Regions from separate parts of the Homo sapiens genome. Here region 1 is linked to region 2. A link is a loop called in an ENCODE intact Hi-C map of the cell type or tissue named here. Cell type or tissue: Caco-2. All regions are shown on one strand. Links, peaks and the distances in the headings refer to the core of each region. The heading gives the core; the rest is flanking DNA. Region 1 overlaps GPR149 (G protein-coupled receptor 149). Region 2 holds the start of LOC124906350 (small nucleolar RNA U13).

Region 1 (8,000 bases), core at 1-8,000, 59 kb before region 2:
CAAATAGCTCATTGTTAGTATATAGAAACACAGCTAATTTTTGTATGTTGATTTTGTATCCTGCTGTATTACTGAGTCATTTATTAATTATAATAGTTCTTTGGTAGAGTCTTTAGGGTTTTCTATATATAAGATCATGCCATCTGCAAGCATGGATAACTTTAACTTTTTCTTTCTCACCTACATGCCTTTTTTTCCTGCCTAATTACTCAGGCCAGGATTTCTCTACTATGCTGAATAAAAGTAGCGAGAGTGGGCATCCTTGCCTTGTTCCTGGTCTTAAAGAAAACACTTTTAAAAGCTCTTCACTATTGAGTGTAATGTTAGCTATGATAATCTCATGTATGGCTTTTCATGTTAAGGTAATTTCCCTCTATTTCTAGTCTGTTGAGAGTTTTTAACATGAAAGGATGTTGAATTTTAACAAATGCTTTTTTGCATCTATTAAGATCATGTGGTTCTTATCTTTTATTCTGTCAGTGTGGTGTATTACCTTAATTGATTTTTATATGTTGAACCATACTTGCCTTCCAGGGATAAATTGCAGCTGGTCATGGGTGTCTGATCCTCTTAGTAAGTTGTTGAACTTGGTTTGTCAGTATTTTCTTGAGGATTTTTGCATCTATGGTCATCAAGGATATTGGCCTGTAGTTTTCTTTTCTTCTGATATTTTTGTCTGGCTTTGGTATCAGGCAACACTGGCCTCATAAAATCAGATTGAAAGTGTTCCATCTTCCTCAATTCTTTAGAGGAGATTGAGAAGAATTGGCATTAATTCGTTTTTGGATGTTTGTTCAAATTCACTATTGAAGCCATTTGGTTCTAGGCTTTTCTTTGGTAGGAAGTTTTTGATTACTATTTCAATCCCTCCACTGGGTATAGGTCTGTTCAGATTTTCTGTTTCTTCATGACTCAACCTTGGTAGGTTGTATGTTTCTGAGAATTTATCTATCTCTTCCAGGTAATCCAATTTATTGGTGTATAGTTGCTCATAGTAGTTTTTTACAATCTTTTTATTAATAGTTTGGTTCCATCAGTTGTAATGTCTCCTGTTTTATTTCTAATTTTATTTATTTGGGCCTTCCCTCTTTTTTTTTAATCTACTAGTGGTTTGTCTATTTTGTTTATACTTTCAAAAAATAAACTCTTACTTTTGTCCATTTTTGTCACATTTTTATTCTATTTCATTTAGTTTTGTTCTAATCTTTATTATTTCCTTCTTTCTGCTAACTTTGGCCTTAGTTTGTTCTTCTTTTTCAGCTTCTTGAGACGTAAAGTTAGGTTGATTATTTGAGAGTTTCCTGCTTTTTAAATATAGGCATTGACTGCTATAAACTTCTCTCTTAGTACCTCTTTTGCTGCATCCCCTAAGTTCAGGTATGTTGGGGTTTTTTTGTTTGGGTTTTTTTGTTTGTTTGTTTGTTTTCATTTGTCTTAAGAGACTTTCTAATTTTCCTTTTGATTTCTTCCTTGACCCATTAGTTGTTCAAGGTGTGTTTAGTTGTCACATTTTGCAAATTTTCCAGTTTTTCTTCAGCTACTGATTTCTAGTTTTATTCTATTGTGATTGGAAAAGAGGAGAAGGTATATTCTGCTGCTCTTTGGTGAAATGTTTTGTATAGATCTGTTAGATTAATTTGTTCTATACTGTTGTTCAGATCCTGTTTCCTTATTGATTTTTTTCAAATGTTATATTATTAAAAGTGAGATATTGAAGTCTCTCACAATTATCATATTATTTATTTCTTTTATCAGTTATGTTACATTTTGCATTGTATATTTAAGTGCTCTGATGTTGGATGTGTATACATTCATAGTTGTTATATCTTTTTGGTGAGTTGATCATTTTATCTTTGTATAATATCCTTCTTTGTCTCATGACAGTTTTTGACTTAAAGTCTATTTTGTCCAATATAAGTATAGCCAGTCTTTCTTTTGGTTAAAATTTGCAGCATGATTTTTTCCATCCCTACACTTTTGGCCTATATGTGTCCTTAAATCTAAACTTAATAAGTTTATTAAGTTTATTAATAATAATAAGTTATGTAAACTTAATAAGTTGTCAAACTTAAGAAGTTTACATAAATTGATCCAATATAAGTTGGATCTTGTTTTTTTTCATCCATTCAGCTACATTATGTCTTTTGATTGAGGAGTTTAATCCCTTTATATTTAGAGTAATTAATGTACTTCCTTTTGATGGGCGAGTACTTACTATAGCCATGTTTTTTTACTACCTTGTAGTTGTTTTGTTCATCTTTTTTTCCTTGCTGTATTCTTCTGTATTTTGTTTTGTATTTATTGCTATACTTTGATTTCCTTCTCTTTTTTTATGGCTCTTCTGTATGTACTTTCTTTGTGGTTACCAAGAAGCTTGTATAAAACAACTCATAGTCATAACAGTTTATTCTAAGCTTTAAACAACTTAACTTCAGTTGCATACAAAAGCTACACTTTTACTTCTCCCCCCACAAACCCCCCACACACGTTATGTTCTTGATGTCATGATTTATATCTTTTTATATTGTGTATCAATTAACACATTTTATGGTTATAATTATTTCAGTACTTTTGACTTTTTTATATTATGATTAAAAGTTTACCCACTACCATTACAGTATTATAGTATTTGTCTTTATATTTACCCTTACCAGCAAGTTTTATACTTTCATATATTTTATTATTGCTGTTTAGCTTCCTTTTGTTTCAACTTGAAGAACTTCCTTTAGCATTTCTTGTTAGGCAGGTCTGGTAATGATGAACTCCCTCAGATTTTATTTGTGAAGGAAAGTCTTTATCTCTCCTTTATTTTTGAGATCATTTTTATCAGGTATAGTATTCTTAGCAGGGGTCTTTTCTTTCAGCACTTTGAATTTATTCTCATCTACCTTCTCTGGCATGCAATGTTTCTGCTGATAAATCTGTTGATAACCCCACGGAGATTTCCTTGTATGGAATGAGTCACTTTTCTCTTGCTGCTTTCAAATTCTCTCTTTGTCTTCAAATTTTGTCAGTTCAATTATGTGTCTCACTGTGAATTTCTTTGGGTTTACTCTATTTGAATTTGTGGAACATCCTTGATCTGGGTGTTCATTTCCTTCCCTAGATTTGGGAAGTTTTCATTCATTATTTCTTTGAATAAGCTTTCTGTCTCTTTATCTCTATTTCTCCTTCTTCTTACACTCCCATAATGTGTATATTAGTCCACTCAATGGCATCCTATAAGTCCCTTAAGCTTTCTTCATTCTTTTTTCTCTTTGCTTTTCTAACTAGATAATTTCCAGTGACCTGTCTTGAATTTCACTAATCCTGTCTTCTGTTTGATCTAGTCTGCTGTTGAACTTCTCTAGTTAATTTTTCATTTCAGTTATTTACTCTTCATCTCTATGATCTGTTTCACATTTTCTTATATTTTCTATCTCTTTGTTGAAATTCTCCTTTTGTTTATATGCTTTGTTCTCCTGAACTCACTGAGCACCTTTACAAGCATCTATTTGAATTTTCTATCAGGTAAATCATATCTCTGTTTCATTAGGGTTGGTTTCTGGAAGATTATCGTGTTGCTTTGTTTGGAACATATTTTCCTGTTTCTTTATTCTCGACTCTTTGTGTTTATGTCCGCACTCCCAGTCTTCATGGATTGACCTTGTACAGGAGAGGATCCTCACCAGTCAGACCAGCCAGAGATTCCAGGGGCCCCTCAAATCCTCATGCTAGATAAAACTGTGACCTTTGTTCTCACTGATCATCAGGCATCTAGAACATGCTAGGTCTTATCAGAGTTCTGAGACAGATAAGACAGATGTCAATGCCTCTGGCAGCCCTCAGCACAATCAGAGTTTTGGAAGTATGGTCCAATTCTTTTCTTCCCTCACAAGAGAAAATCTGGAGCTAAGGATTTTTCCTACCCAAACACTTTGCATTGAGCAAGGGAGTGGGGCTGTGGCATGTGTTAACTTACTATTTCAAACCACAGTTTCTGGTCTCATTAGCTCCCAGGTAGCTATAATATGCCAGATTTCATTAATCCTCTAAGGCAGGCAAGACAGGATTCAGTGCTTTGGGAACCCTCCAAAAATATTAGAGCATTGGATTCATTGTCCTATTCTTTCTTACCCTTCCCATAGAGACACTGGGAGCTCTTTTGTTTGTTTCTGCTTGTTTCCCTTGTGCTGAGCTGGGCTGCTTCATGTGTTAGCTTGCCATTTCAAACCACAGTCATTATTCTCAGTAGCCCCAGGTGGCTGTAGTGTTCCTGGTTCCATCAGCTCTCCAAGGCAAGTGAGACAGAAGCCAGTATCTCAGGTGGCCTCCAAAAAAAATTCAAATGCTGAATGTATGGTCTTGTCCTTTCTTCCCTCCTCAGAGAAAAGCTGGGAGCTAGGATCTCCCCCAGTTGTATGGCACCATGACCATGCCAGGGGTAGGGCCCTTGGCAAGAGGGTGTCCTTGTCTCTCTTGCTGGTTTTCATGTAGTTGGTTTTACACTTGCTCCAGGATGCAGGAGACTTGTAACTAGTTTCTGGATTTCTCACAAAGTAAATTAGTTTGTATTTTATTATAGAATCATTGTTTCCATTGAGGAAAGATGGATCCAGGGCTTCTATTCTACCATCTTGCTGACATTACTGATTGAATTTTCAAATCTTTATATCTCCAAGAGCCTAGTATAGTGCCTAGTGTGAAATTAATACTCCATAAGAATGAACGAATGAATGAATGGATGAATGCCCTGGGGTTCAACCACTTTCTCCCATATTTTCCTACAAGTGATTTACCTTTTTATGGAGCTTTGAGGAAATCCATTTGCTCTTCCTCCTCACCTGGATTAACTCCCACTCCCATTCCTGAGGAAGTGCTTTTATGCAAGATGAAGTGGTTCTTTGTGTGTGTGTGTGTGTGTGTGTGTGTGTGTGTTTTTCATATGTGTGAAATGTTACCATAACCCTGGTTCTTCTGACAGTAGTCAATTTATCAGAAAGAATTCTCCTTTCTAGTGTCTGTGGTATGAATGATAAAGTTCAGTGTTAGGATGGTCAACCTCCAGCACATACAGATAGACTGGGGTCAAGTTAAGGGCAATAGAGTCAGGTGGAATAGAGTTAGGGAACGCTGAGTAATGGATTATAGCCTGCCTGCCTCTGTTCCTGCCTGTCAGCTCCACAGGCATTGCTGGGAAGGAGGCAAGGACTATGCTTTCTGAATGCTGTTTCTAAGGTACCAGAAAATTACTCCTAAATTAGCCCTCAGGTAAAAGCACAATTGGAGGCTCAAGTATATAGAAACTAAGAAAAATACAGAAATAGTAGCTAAGAGAACAGTGGAAAGCTGGGGAGAAAGAGAGACAGAGACAGAGGAAAAAAGATGTAGAGAAATTGAATTCTCCTAACACACTTAGGAAAAGCAAAAGGAAAATTGGATTCCAAATTGGCACTTTTCCCACAAACTACAGTCCATAAGGGTGTGTGTGTGTGTGTATATATATGTGTATATATATATGAATACTGCTGTTTACTCATCAATTTACAGTGTATTTTTCACAACTAATTTATAGATGAAAAAACAGTAAATGTAAAAGCACTATAAATGTAAGGTAACATAGATCAGTGGATTTTTCTAAATAACTCATTAACTAAAGCATACTTTTCCAAAATAACCTGAAAAACAAGTGTTTTTAAAAGTATTTTATTAGAATCTATATAGTTCACATATCAATATGCTTTCCTGCAATTCAAAATAGGCAAAAATGATTATTTCTTTATTTTAAATATCTCTGCACATTGAGGCAAGTTATAAAAATCAATGTCCCCACACATTAAAAAAATAAGCTATGCTTAGACTTGTTTTTCTTGCTGTTTGTCTTATTATTTTTTCAGTTTTTTTAAGGTCATGCCATAGAGGTTCACAAGACGTGTATTGTTTAATAATAGAAACAGCATAGGTAGAGTAAAAATGTTTCCAGTTTTGATTTGTTTTGTTTTTCCTGAGGGTAGATTTTTTAGCACTCTGGAGAGTGCCCGGAGCTTGCTTGATATAATGATAATAATGTACTCTCTAATAAGAAACCCTGGTTCTTTAGATGTGATCTCATTTATTTTTCACCATTCCCATGAGATGGAAGAAGGCACAGATTTTTGAAGCTTAATTAAGACAACCAGAGATAGTAGATGATTGAACTGGGGAAATAATTTAGGCTCACTGACTCATACTCTACCAAAATTGAAGGAGACATGGGATCTGACCTATACTTGGCTCCAGACAGGTTTGAGCTTATGTCAGGCTCACTGCATTTCAACCTCAGACACCGTGAGAAGAATATGAGTATGCTTCTGACATGGCCTATATTATTCACTCAACAAACATTCATTGAGCCCAAGGCTGGGTCTGAAACATTCAGTGCCAAATAAGACCAAGCCCTTGTTCTCAAGTAACTCAGAGATCAGAAGGAACAGGAGGGCACAGATAATGACAGTACCTCAAGAAAATTGAGTTCTACAGTTTGTGCAAAAGTGTTACAGGCACGGGTAATTTTGCCAAAAAGAGAAGTGAAGTCATTACAGCTTTCACTGTGAGCCTTGAAAGGAATAATAGTTCACCCTGCAGAAAAGGTGGGAGGAAGAGAGTGTGCTCAACACCCATAAGCATAAAATGTCCAGGAACTTTTCGCATTTCTTTTCAGTATAAAATGTATATTCAAAAATTGTCATGATAGGTATTGTTTTATATATATTCAGTTAATGGTTTTAAATGTTAACATATGTTGTAGCATAATCCTGAGATTCTCTCGGCTATTTCCCTTAATAGGGAAAAAAAAAGGAGAAAAATATACTTTAGCTCCTTCTTCCAAAAAAGAAAAGCTGAATTTATCCCAGTTGAATAGGAGGGAAATACATACATTATTATAAAATTTTTAAAATATTGGCTCTTCTATTCAGATATATTTAACCTTATTATTGGGAATTGTTTTATAAGAAAAAATTATAACATTATTTTTTAGCTATCCAAATCTTAACATCAGCTATATGAGAATTCAATCGCAGTGGTTTTGCTTCCTTTTTTGTCCTTAATCTTTTGTTTTCTTCAGCATGTCTTTTACAGGAGTAGCTTGTCCATAGAACACAGTCTCCCTAAGGCAGGTTCTAGGTGAAATCAAAGAGTAGAAGGTGATATCTCCTGAGGGGATGACACATGTTGCTTGAAGGAATTGGTTTGCACTACAAAGGGCTTCCTGTGCAGTAAGGAGATGAATACAAGCTCAACCTTGAAACTCTGATCTTCTGTTTTTAAATGTCTGTACCAACAGCCTTTTCTTATGACAACAGAGTCACACTATGAGACAGTGCCACCCAGGTTTCTCAACAGAGTATGCCCTTGACATCAGGTATGAATCTCTGGTGGGAATTCGTCAGGCTGAGCCTGTACTGTTGCAAACAAAGGTAGACAGACATTCTTGCGTCTTTAGAAATGATGTGTAGCTCTTTGCAATTGTGTAAGTTATAATTGCAGGTCTTTGGAGTCAGAACCAGGTACTTCAAAACTGGTATTGTCTAGTCCTGATTCACAACTATTGTTAGACCTCTTTTTGACTCTCAATTCCCTTAACTAAAAAGGAGGATGAAAACACTCACTTCACCAGATATTAAGGTAAAACAAGATAAAAGTATGAAATATCCTTCAAATATTAGATATTTTTATTCATTAAATATGTATTTAATAATGTATTCATTCAACTAATATTTGTCACAAGCCATTAGTCATTCCCCTTACCTGTACCTGAAGAGTCAGAGAGTTATAGAAATTTGTGTCATGCCTGTAATCCCAGCACTTTGGGAGGCCAAGGCAGGCAGATCACGAGGTCAGAAGATCGAGACCATCCTGGCTAACAGGGTGAAACCCCCGTCTCTACTAAAAATACAAAAAATAGCTGGGCGTGGTGGCAGGCACCTGTAGTCCCAGCTACTAGGGAGGCTGAGGCAGGCGAATGGTGTGAACCCGGAAGG
Region 2 (10,467 bases), core at 2,468-10,467:
TTGTATACTTTATCCTAAAATTGTTTTTTTTTTTAACTTGAGTGGAAATTGGGAGAAAATACTGGCAGATTCAGTTATGAGAGGTACATCCAAACATGGTAGGCTTCTGGATACAGCAGAGCAAAATCCTCTAAGTCTAAAACAAAAGTATCTGTTTTTAAAGCTGAGGATTGGGCAACCTTTCTTAGTCATTCTTGAAATAGAAAAGTTTACTTCAAATATTATATCAAGTTTAGCTGCTTTTTTGTTTCTTCTCTAAAGACGTGTTGTCTCAAAGAAACAGTTGAACCTATTTTATTAAGTGATTGTAAGGTATACATTTCAAGATAATTCTAGAATGCATTACATTGCAAAAATGCAGGAATCACCTTGGCAGAATAATAGTAAGATGTATTTCAAAAATTATAAAGTGATTTTCCTTCAAATTGCTTTATTCTAACCTTCCTGTAAACATATATGAAATGTATTACCTAAAAGTTTATTTTCCAAAGTTACTGAGTTGACACTTTACATAGTCTTAGACTTTGTGCCCCTCACATCACTCACATACTTTATTTATTTATTTACAGATTGAATGAATTGTGTTTTAGAATGATTTATTTTGGTTTCTGTTTTATTAGGTTGAATTAGAATTCAAAATTACTTGACATCGGCTTTCAGAATGTTTCATCTTTTGTTGCCACAAGCATGAGTCATTTTCAAAATAATTATCTCAATGGACTTTCTCAATCTTTAACTTCTCAATATCTAGTTATCTAAATTTGGGAAACATATGTATTACCACTAATAATGTTTGTAAAGCAAGCCTCAAATAATGTGTAACATATAAATTCAAAGTCAAATGTATTCTCGTTACAAATATATTTTATTTTAAAAGACTGTATCACCAATATTAACAGCTATTTTAACACAGTGACAAATGGACAGATAAATCAGATATTATAAATCAGTAGCATTAAATGTCTTTATAAAAGAAAAATTGAATTGAATATTCTCATAATGCTTTGTAGAAGATAGGCTTTGATATCTTAAACTTAGATGTATAATTTTCTGAAAGAGAAAGGTGATATTGCTGCTTTAAAATGCAATTTCAGGCAAAAAGGAAATTAGACACAGGATCATAATAAAGCTGAAGAAAATAGCAAAGATTTGAAGGCAAACAAATTCTTTATAACTGCACAGCAATTTGAATGGGATGGAGATTATAACAGAAATCAAGGTTTAAAGAGCATTAAGAAATAGATAGAAGACAATAATACCCATTTTCCGTCTCATTTTATTTTAACTGGACAAGGGCTTAAACTGGGGGAATTGGAAAAATAATTAGGATATTCCCATTTAATTGCCCTTGGTTGTTGAATTAACTGTATAATGGATGCACATAAAAATTCTGCTGCATTGAAACAACACCAGTATTATTTAGCCCAAAGTCTTAGTTTGAAAGGCTAATCAGCACCATATTACTAACCTGTAACACTTCAAACTCCAAGCCAACAATAGCTGAATATACAAGAAAAATCTACTAGAGCTGTGCCTAAGCATGAATGACGCTCCAAATCCTTGTTAAGGGAGGAGAAGGTTAAACTACATAAGTTTACTTAAGTCTGCTTACTCTTTAGAGTGATTGATTATAAAAGTGTGTTTCTAGTAGAGGAAATACCTTTCTAGATATCTTGTGATATAGCCAAATACCTTACCCTTGTATAGTTATATTGTTCTTCTTATTAATAAATACTATATTTTGTATAGTTTTCTCTTTTCTCTATAAATTGATGTATCTGAAGGCAAAAACTTATTACCTAATAAAAATATCACCATCTGGTGGTGACTCCTATAAACTGCAAACACGTAATCCCCGAGACTCCCAAATAGTATAAACACCTAATATATAATCCCTAAGACTTCTGAGAGTTGTGACTGACAGAGGCAACTCTTTGAAGATAGCAAATGGCACAATATTACTTAAAAATATAATAAAAGAGTCTTAGTTATGCATTTTTTGGAAGCTTTTCTTGATGTGGTTCTATAATATTGGATTTTACAAATCGATTTTCTCTTAATTTCTTATACTTTTCAGCTACCTTCATTCATTTCTTCATTCTAATATTTAATAAATGACTACTACATACTAAAAATTGTTCTAGATACTTGGTTTTATAACTTTTGAACAAAACTCAAACAAAACAAATATATGTTTTTACATTTACTGTGAGTTTGAGACAACCACAAAGTCAGAGAACACAGTCCACAAAAGATTGCTCTCACTCCTGACACAAATCGCAAATTCAAGGAATTCCCAAAACCACTGCTAGTTTCAATAATTCACTAGAAGGACTCACAGAATTCATAGAAAACTGTGTACTCATGGTTATGGTTTATTACAGCAAAAGGATACAGAATAAAATCAGCCTAGAGAAGAGGTCATAGAGCCAAGTCCAGGAAAAGTTGTAAATGTGGAACTTCTATGGTACTCTCCCCATGGAGTCATGGACGGCATTACTTTCTTTGGCGACGATGTGTGACACCTTGCACAGACTACTGCCAAGCAGAAAATCTCAACTGAACCTTGGTGTCCAGAGTCCTTCCTGGGGCTGCATCATGGTAGGAGCAAGGGTAAGCATGGTTGACTACTCACATGACTGATATCTCTTTCTGGCTCTCCAGGAGGCCAAGTTGATACAGAATGCCCAAAACTCCCCTCTCAAAAACACATTGTTACTATCTGCTGGTCCAAGGCCCCCAGACAAACAAAGATACTATTTTCGGCTATGACATTCCAAGGGCTTAGAAATTACCTCCCCCAAAGCCAAGGACAAAGGCCAAACCTCTCTTTGGATAGGTTAAGTTCTTTACTATATATTTACATATATACATATGGTAGTGATAAGTGTGTGGTACATATATATGTATGCTGGTATTAAGTGTGTTGACAGAAAATAGGGACCAGAGGTAACAATGGCCAAAGAATAAAATTAGAATAAAGGGACAAAGATGGGAAGAGTGCTTTTTTCAATAATTTAGTCAGAAAAGCCTTCACTGATAAAGTAACATTTCATCAGAGTCTCAAATAAAGTGAGGAAACATGCTATGTGATTATCTAGGGAAATCATAGTCCCAGCAAAGGGAACAGCAAGTATCCAGAGGTAGGAGTGTGCCTTTTGTAATCTGTGAAACCATTAAGGAGGTCAATGTGAATGCAGCTGAGTGAGAGAGGTAGAGAGTGGTTGGAGATAAAGGCAAACAGATAATGGCAGGAGGAAACTGGCGTTGCAGACCAGGTATGAACATCTAGTCTTGTTCTAAATGAAGTGAAAAACCATTGGAGGGTTCTAAGCAAAAAAGTGACATGATCTCATTTCAAAAATGATTGTCTATTGCAAGGGTCAAAGACTGTACAGACACAAAGACCACCACAGAAAGAACAGTTAGGCTATTTTAATAGTCCAGGCTAGAGATGATGTTGGTTAAGTTTAGGGTGGTAGTAGTCGGGATGGCGTCATAATTGTATTCTGATTCAATAAGTGGAGAGGATTTCCTTGGTAACATGAAATAAATTACACATTTTTTAAAAGCCTATCTATGAAGTCTGTAGCTCAAGGGAAAAACAATTATCTCATTTATTTTCTGTCAATACTCTGCAATATCTCAATGTTTCTCAACTCCTTTATGTATCACAGAGGCTAGAAGACAGAAAACTTTATTTCCAAGACCCTCTTTTCAGCAAAGTTCAGGTTTCGCATCTAAAAATGAGAGGCATTTGTACAAGATTTGGAAGGCAGAGAGCAGCAGCAGTTAAATGAATGTTCCTTATCAGTAGGGCCTTTCTTCTTTAAGATATGGTTAAGGGGCCTAGGTTCATGTAGTTTTACATTTTTAATGTACGGTTCTTATGATCATTATGCTCATCTGCATCAGCTGACAGATGGGAAAAGGACATGAAGGATTCTGCACTGGAGTGCTTAGTGTGACTGGCTTGGAAGAACTGCACCTCAGTCATTGCAGCTTCTGCTATTGGATAGAACTCAATACAGAACCACAGCTGGTTCCAGAGAAGACTAGGAAATATATCTAGCTGTGTACAGGAAGAAGAACCCAAAATATGGTGAAGAGCTAGCTAGCCTGTCTCTGTTACATGCCCTGTAATCAACTAGACAAGCACATACTATACCATAACAGAATGTAAATAGCGCTCCCTGCCCATTTTTATAAGCTGCAGAGGCAGAGGCACTGCACACGGTAATTGAACAATGATACATTTTCCCAACTTTGAATTGTATGGTCTTAACCCTGAATCTGTGACGTCAACACTCTAGTTCAGACTATACTGCTCCAAATGTATGTTAGTTTATACAATCTCTTTCATAGTTTAATATACAAAGAAGATCATATCTACTAGTCTTTCCTACAGTCTTGAAGTCTTAATTTCAAATACATAGAGAATACACATACACAAACATTCATACACACGCATAGAAACATACATTCCTCTCAAGAATACACAGTCACTTTCCGGAATTGAGCAGTCAAAGATCCAAATACAAAAAAACTTTGAACACAATCTTTTGCAATGTCATATAGAGCAGTTTAGATATCCGGAGGCATGTCGTTTTTGCAACACTTTGTTACAGAGGAGGATCTTTGCTCTACCTTCACATATGCATAGTCTCACTGGGTAATTTTTCAAGAATAAGGGAAAAAACATGCCTCAGAGGTAAATTGTATTCTCTACCATTTAGTAGAAATACAACTTCCAAAAACTTTCTTTTTTCTTTTTTTCTTTTTTTTCTTTTTTTTCTTGAGACAGAGTCTCCTTCTGTCGCTCTGGCTAGAGTGCAGGGGTGCGATCTCGGCTCACTGCAGCCTCTGCCTCCCAGGTTCAAGCAATTCTCCTGCCTCAGCCTCCTGAGTAGCTGGGATTACAGGCACCTGCTACCACACCCAGCTAATTTTTGGTAGAGACGGGGTTTTACTACGTTGTCCAGGCTGATCTTGAACTCCTTACCTCAAGTGATCCACCTGCCTCGGCCTCCCAAAGTGCTGGTATTACAGGCATGAGCCACCGTGCCCAGCCCCAGAAACTTTCTAATGTCAGGGTCAAAAAATATTAGAGTTTAGACAAAGCCATGGTTGCCTAGTTAGAGTGGCAAAGTTACATTATCTACTTGCTAACTGAAAACTTTAGGCCTTACATTTTCATTATCGTTTTTAAATTTAAAAAGTTCTGTTCATTAAATAAAATTTCTTAGCACTCTTTCACAATATTTTTTCCTAAGATCTAAGATTGCATGCTTAAATTGGGTGAGGAAAATCCACCAATTTAATGAGATTCTGTAGTTTTAAAAGGAAAATGTTATGAAAATCTCTCAAGAGGGTCTTTAATGTGGATCTTGAAATCCTATGACCTCACGAAGTCACAATTTTTGTTTTCCTTTTTGTGGGAAACAGATGGAATTAGTAGGCAGACATGGCATTTGTTCAAACAAATATCTGATTCACCTAGGATAGTGCTATTTTAGAATTGTTTTCCTTCCATCCCACATGCTCTTCCTCTTCTTCCTTTTTTTTTTTTTTTTTCTGAGACAAGAGTCCTGCTCTGTTCTCCAGGCTGGAGTGCAGTGGCATGAATGCACTCACTGCAGCCTCGATCTCCTGGGCTCGAGCTATTCTCCCACCTCAGCCTCCCAAGTAGCTGGGACCACAAGCTTTCCACCACGATGCCTGGCTAATTTTTGATTTTTTGTAGAGCAGGGTCTCCCTATGTTGCCCAGGCTGGTCTCTAATTCCTGCATCCTGCTCTTCTAATGTGACTTTGGCTCTACTCCCACGGTGTGCTAAGGCCCTAGCCACCCTTAAACCTAAGTGGACATCTGTAACTGCCTCAACTAGTAAAACACAGTGGAAGTTATGCTATGTGACATTGGAGACTAGTTCATAAAGATGTCAAATGTCATGTACTTCCAACTTGCTTGGTGACATTTGCTCTTGAATCCAGCTGCGATGCTGTGAGGAGGCTCAAACTAGGCCACACAGAGAAACCAAATGGAGAGGCTATGTGTAGGCGTTCCAGCCCATAGCCAGACTTTATATTCTATAGAAGGGTAGGGTCACTTTTATCTTCATGTCCCTATCCCCACCTCCAAGTGAAAGTAGAAGTTAAAGATTTCATTTTCCAAGAACACTGAAGAAAATCTCCTTCACCCCCATGCCTTTGTGAATATTACACCTATGAATAAGTTATATAAGAGTTGTTTCCCAGGGTACAGATAAAAAAAAAAGATGAAGAAGAAAAGATTCCCTGAAACTGAGAAAATTGTGACAGTTTCCAGTGGTGGTGTGGCTCTGTGTGGCTCACCTTTGCTGCATTCCAGATGCAATGGCAGGTGTGATAGGGAGAACAGAAGCTGGACACCAAATGCTGTGGGTTTGAAAGCAGTGGCTATGCATTCTGTGGCCCAGGCCACCATTAATGAAGAGGACATTTGAGAGAGACATCTTTGTTGCCTGCCCAAAGAACAGCACACAACAGAGGACCAGTAAGAGAAACAATGGCAATTATAATGAACCATTCTGTTTGTTTTCTGGCATTAGGTAATGTAAAAATTTTCGCAGTTCTGATCAAGGCAGGGAAAAAAGAAAAAGCAGGTAACAACTGACATTTTCCTTCCCATCAATATCTTTCAGGTCTTTCGTTGAAAATCTTCCTTTTGTGCAGATTTTTACTACAGTGACATTTGTACTAAAGTGTTTGCCTAAAGGAATAGGCTCAAGCAATACCTTAAATACTTCATGCTGAAGAAGTATGGAAAACATAGTAATTTTACATTTATAACTAAGAATCTACTTAGGATCAGCAAACATGAGGCGAAGGGCAGTAAAACAATTTATCAGAAAATAGAGATAACACTAACTTTCTCTGGGGCTGTCATGAGGATTGTGTGAAATGAGATAAGGAATTGTATTACTTTTCTAGTGTAGCCATAAGAAATTACTACAGTCTTAACTAACACAAATTTACTATCTTACAGTTCTGTAGCATAATGTTTTGACAAGAGTCTTCACTGGGCTAAAATCAAGGGGTCAATATGGTTGTATTTCTTTTTATTTATTTATTTTTCTTCCTGTTAGATGAGCAATGTGCCGATGTCATAACAAGGTTCGAGGGTGGCACATCTCACACATGTGCACGAATACCCAATCATCATGCTCATGAACTGCAAAAGGATCAGTATGGTTGTATTTCTTTCTGGAAGCCCTGGGGGAGAATCTATTTTCTTTCCAGTTTCTAGAGGCTGCCTGAATTCTTTTGCTTGTGACCCCTTCCTCCATCTTCAAGGCCAGCAACAGCTAGTCAAATCCTTATGTCACATCACTATGACCTTCTGTTCTACCACCCTCTTTCACTTTTAAGGACCCTTATGATTACATAGGGCTCACCCAGATAATTCAGGATATCTTCCTGTTTTAAAGTCAGCTGCATTCATCAGGTTTCCCAGAGAAACAAAACTAATAGGACAGATATAGATACACAGAAACTGAGCTATATCATGAGAGATTGGATCACATGATTATGGAGACTGAGAAGTCCCACAATATACTTTCTATAAGCTGGAGACCTAGGAAAGCTGGTGGTGTAGTTCTAATCCAAGCCTAAAGGCTTGAGAACCAACAGTGCTGATGTCCAAGAACAGGAGATGGATGTCATAGCTCAAGAGGAGAGAGTAAATTAGCCTTCCACCTTTTCATTCTACTTGGGCCCTTAATGGATTGGATGAAGCACACTTACATTGATGAAGACGATCTTCTTTAGTCAGTCTATGAATTCAAATGCTAATCCCTTCCAGAAACACCCTCACAGACCTACCTAGAAATAATGTTTTACTGGCTCTCTGAGCATCCCTTAGCCTAATTAAGTTGACATATAAAATTAATTATCACATCGGCTGATTAGCAACCTTACTTTGCCCTGGCCATGTAATATATTCACAGTTTCCAGGGAGTTTCCATGAACATCTCAGCCAGGCACAGTTGCTCACACCTGTAATCTCAGCACTTTGGGAGGTTGAGGTGGGAGGATCACTTGATCCCAGAAGTTCAAGACCAGCCTGGGCAACATAGCAATACCTCATCTCTACAGATAATAATAATAAAAAAAATAGCCAGGCATGGTGGTGTACACCTGCAGTCCTAGCTACTTGGAAAGCTGAGGTGAGAGGATTGCTTGAGTCTGGGAGGTCGAGGCTGTAATGAGCCATGGTCATGCAACTGCACTCCATCCTGTGCAACAGAGTGAGAGCCCACCTCAAAAAAAAAAAAAAAAAAAAAAGACAAGGACATCTTTGGGGCCATTATTCTGCCACAAATGCCTGCCACTTAGTCTAATACCTAGCAAATGCTAAGTGACAAATAAACACTAATTCTCTTCCCCTCTGACTCTCCATATTAGTCTGTTTGTGTTGTCATAACAAAACGCCACAGCCTGGGCAGCTAAAACAACAGAAATGTGTTTCTTAAAGTCTGGAAACTAGGAAGTCCAAGATCAAGGTGCCAGCTAATCCAGTTCCTAATGAGAGCTGTCAGCGAAGAGTCAAACTCTAAAACATTTGAAGAGATTTATTCTGTGCCAGATGCTAATGTCCATGGCCCATGACACAGTCCCAGGAGATACTGAGAACATGTATCCAAGGTGGTCAGGGTACAGCTTTGTTCTATATATTTTAGGGAGACATAAAACATCAATCAATACATGTAAGATGCACATTGATTCCATCTGGAAAGGTGGGACAACTCAAAGGAGGAGGGAGTTTTCCAGGTCACAGGTGAATTCAAAGATTTCCTGATTGATTGAAAGAGTTTATCTAAACACCTGGAAACAACAGAAGGGACTGTCTGGGTTAAGATAAGGAGTTGTGAAGACCAAGGTTCTTATTATGCTGATAAGACCTCCAAGGTTGCAGGCTTCAGAAAGAATAGATTGTAAATATTTCTTATTCAACTTAAAAAGGTTCCAGACTCTTAGTTAATCCTCTTCTGGATCATGGAGAAGAAATGGAAAGGGGGAAGGAGGTTCTCTACAGAATGTAGATTTTCCCCATGAGAGACAGCTTTGAAGGGCCATTTCAAAATATGTCAAATAAATATATTTTGGGGTAAAATGCTTTCTTTCAGGGCCTACTACTATGTTGACATCATATTGCTACAAAGAGTCTGTTCTGTCAGTCTTAAGGTCTCTGCTTCAATGTTAATACTGGTCAGCTGTACCTGATTCCAAAGGAAGGAAGGTATAATGAGGCATGTCCAACCTCCCATTCCCATCATGGCCTGACCAAGTCAGGTTTACTTTAGGATGCTTTTGGCTTAGAGGACGGGTCCATTCAGTTGGTTGGGAGGGCTTCCAATTTTATTTTGGGGCAATGTGCGGTGGCTCACACATGTAATCCCAGCACTTTGGGAGGCCGAGGCAGGAGGATTGCTTACACCCAGGAGTTCAAGGCCAGACCAGCCAAAATAGGAAGACCCCATCTCTACCAATCTTTTTTTTTAATTAGCTGGGTGCGGCAGTACGCGTCTATGGTCCCAGCTACTTTAGGGGGCTAAGGTGGGAGGATCACTTGAACCAGGGATGTTGGGGCTGCAGTGAGCCATGACTGTGCCACTGCACTCCATCCTGGGTAACAGAGTGAGACTCCATCTCAAAAAAAAAAAATGTATTTTTGGTTTACAGAGCTATTCCTGGAGCATGGATGGCTGCTGTTTTGTCCTCACATGGCCTTTCGTCTGAGAGGGAGGAACAAGCTCTCTGATGTCTCTTTTTAAAGGGCACTAAACCTATTATCAGGATCTCACCTTTATGACCTCATTTTGCTTTAATTACATTTTTTAGAGGCCTCTTCTACAGCCATATTGGGAGTTAGGGCTTCATCATGAATTTTGCATGAACACAAAGATTTAGCCCATAACACTCTCACCATTTTCTTCCCACTTTGCCCCTATCATCTTCAGTATGCCTACTCAATCTCATCTCTTAGACAGTTGACATATTTTTCACATCAGGAGTGCCCAATTGGGATGCTTTTATAGAAACTATTCATTCCTACGGCCTTAATCACATGTGCCAAGGACTCCCAAAACATATAATTTCAGTCTACTCTCTTTGTACTTTTAACGTTTCAACTTTTCTTTTTTCTTTTTTTTTTTTGATGGAGTCTAGCTCTGTTGCCCAGGCTGGAGTGCAATGGGACAATCTTGGCTCACTGCAACCTCCATCTCCTGGGTTCAAGTGATTCTCCTGCCTCAGCCTCCTGAGTAGCTGGGATTACAGGCATGCACCACCATGCACAGCTAATTTTTGTATTTTTAGTAGAGACGGTTTCACCATGTTGGCCAGGCTGGTCTCAAACTCCTGGCCTCAAGTTATCTGCCCACCTTGGCCTCCCAAAGTACTGGGATCACAGGTGTGAGCCACCACAC

The links. A loop is a pair of places that touch in the nucleus more often than their neighbours do. Peaks named below come from ENCODE experiments on the same cell type or tissue, not always from the same donor. Only the 100,000 strongest peaks of a DNase experiment are listed, where the experiment ranks them.
Region 1: it touches region 2 in a loop (5-fold over the local background); 2 of 110 quality-filtered maps call a loop at or near these places.

What each region holds. Positions count from the first base shown.
Region 1 is chr3:154,385,789-154,393,788 of GRCh38, reverse strand. The region is part of intron 3 of GPR149 (G protein-coupled receptor 149); the gene reads left to right. Among named protein-coding and RNA genes, the nearest start is that of GPR149, 40 kb to the left of the region's middle. In Caco-2, for the core only: no CTCF peak of the experiment used is centred there; a DNase peak (open chromatin) is centred at 3,708.
Region 2 is chr3:154,326,472-154,336,938 of GRCh38, reverse strand. It overlaps LOC124906350 (small nucleolar RNA U13), which reads right to left and starts at 7,223; the gene lies at 7,120-7,223. GPR149 (G protein-coupled receptor 149) reads left to right here. Exons shown (of 4, transcript NM_001038705.3): 4 at 1-1,996. In Caco-2, for the core only: no CTCF peak of the experiment used is centred there; no DNase peak of the experiment used is centred there.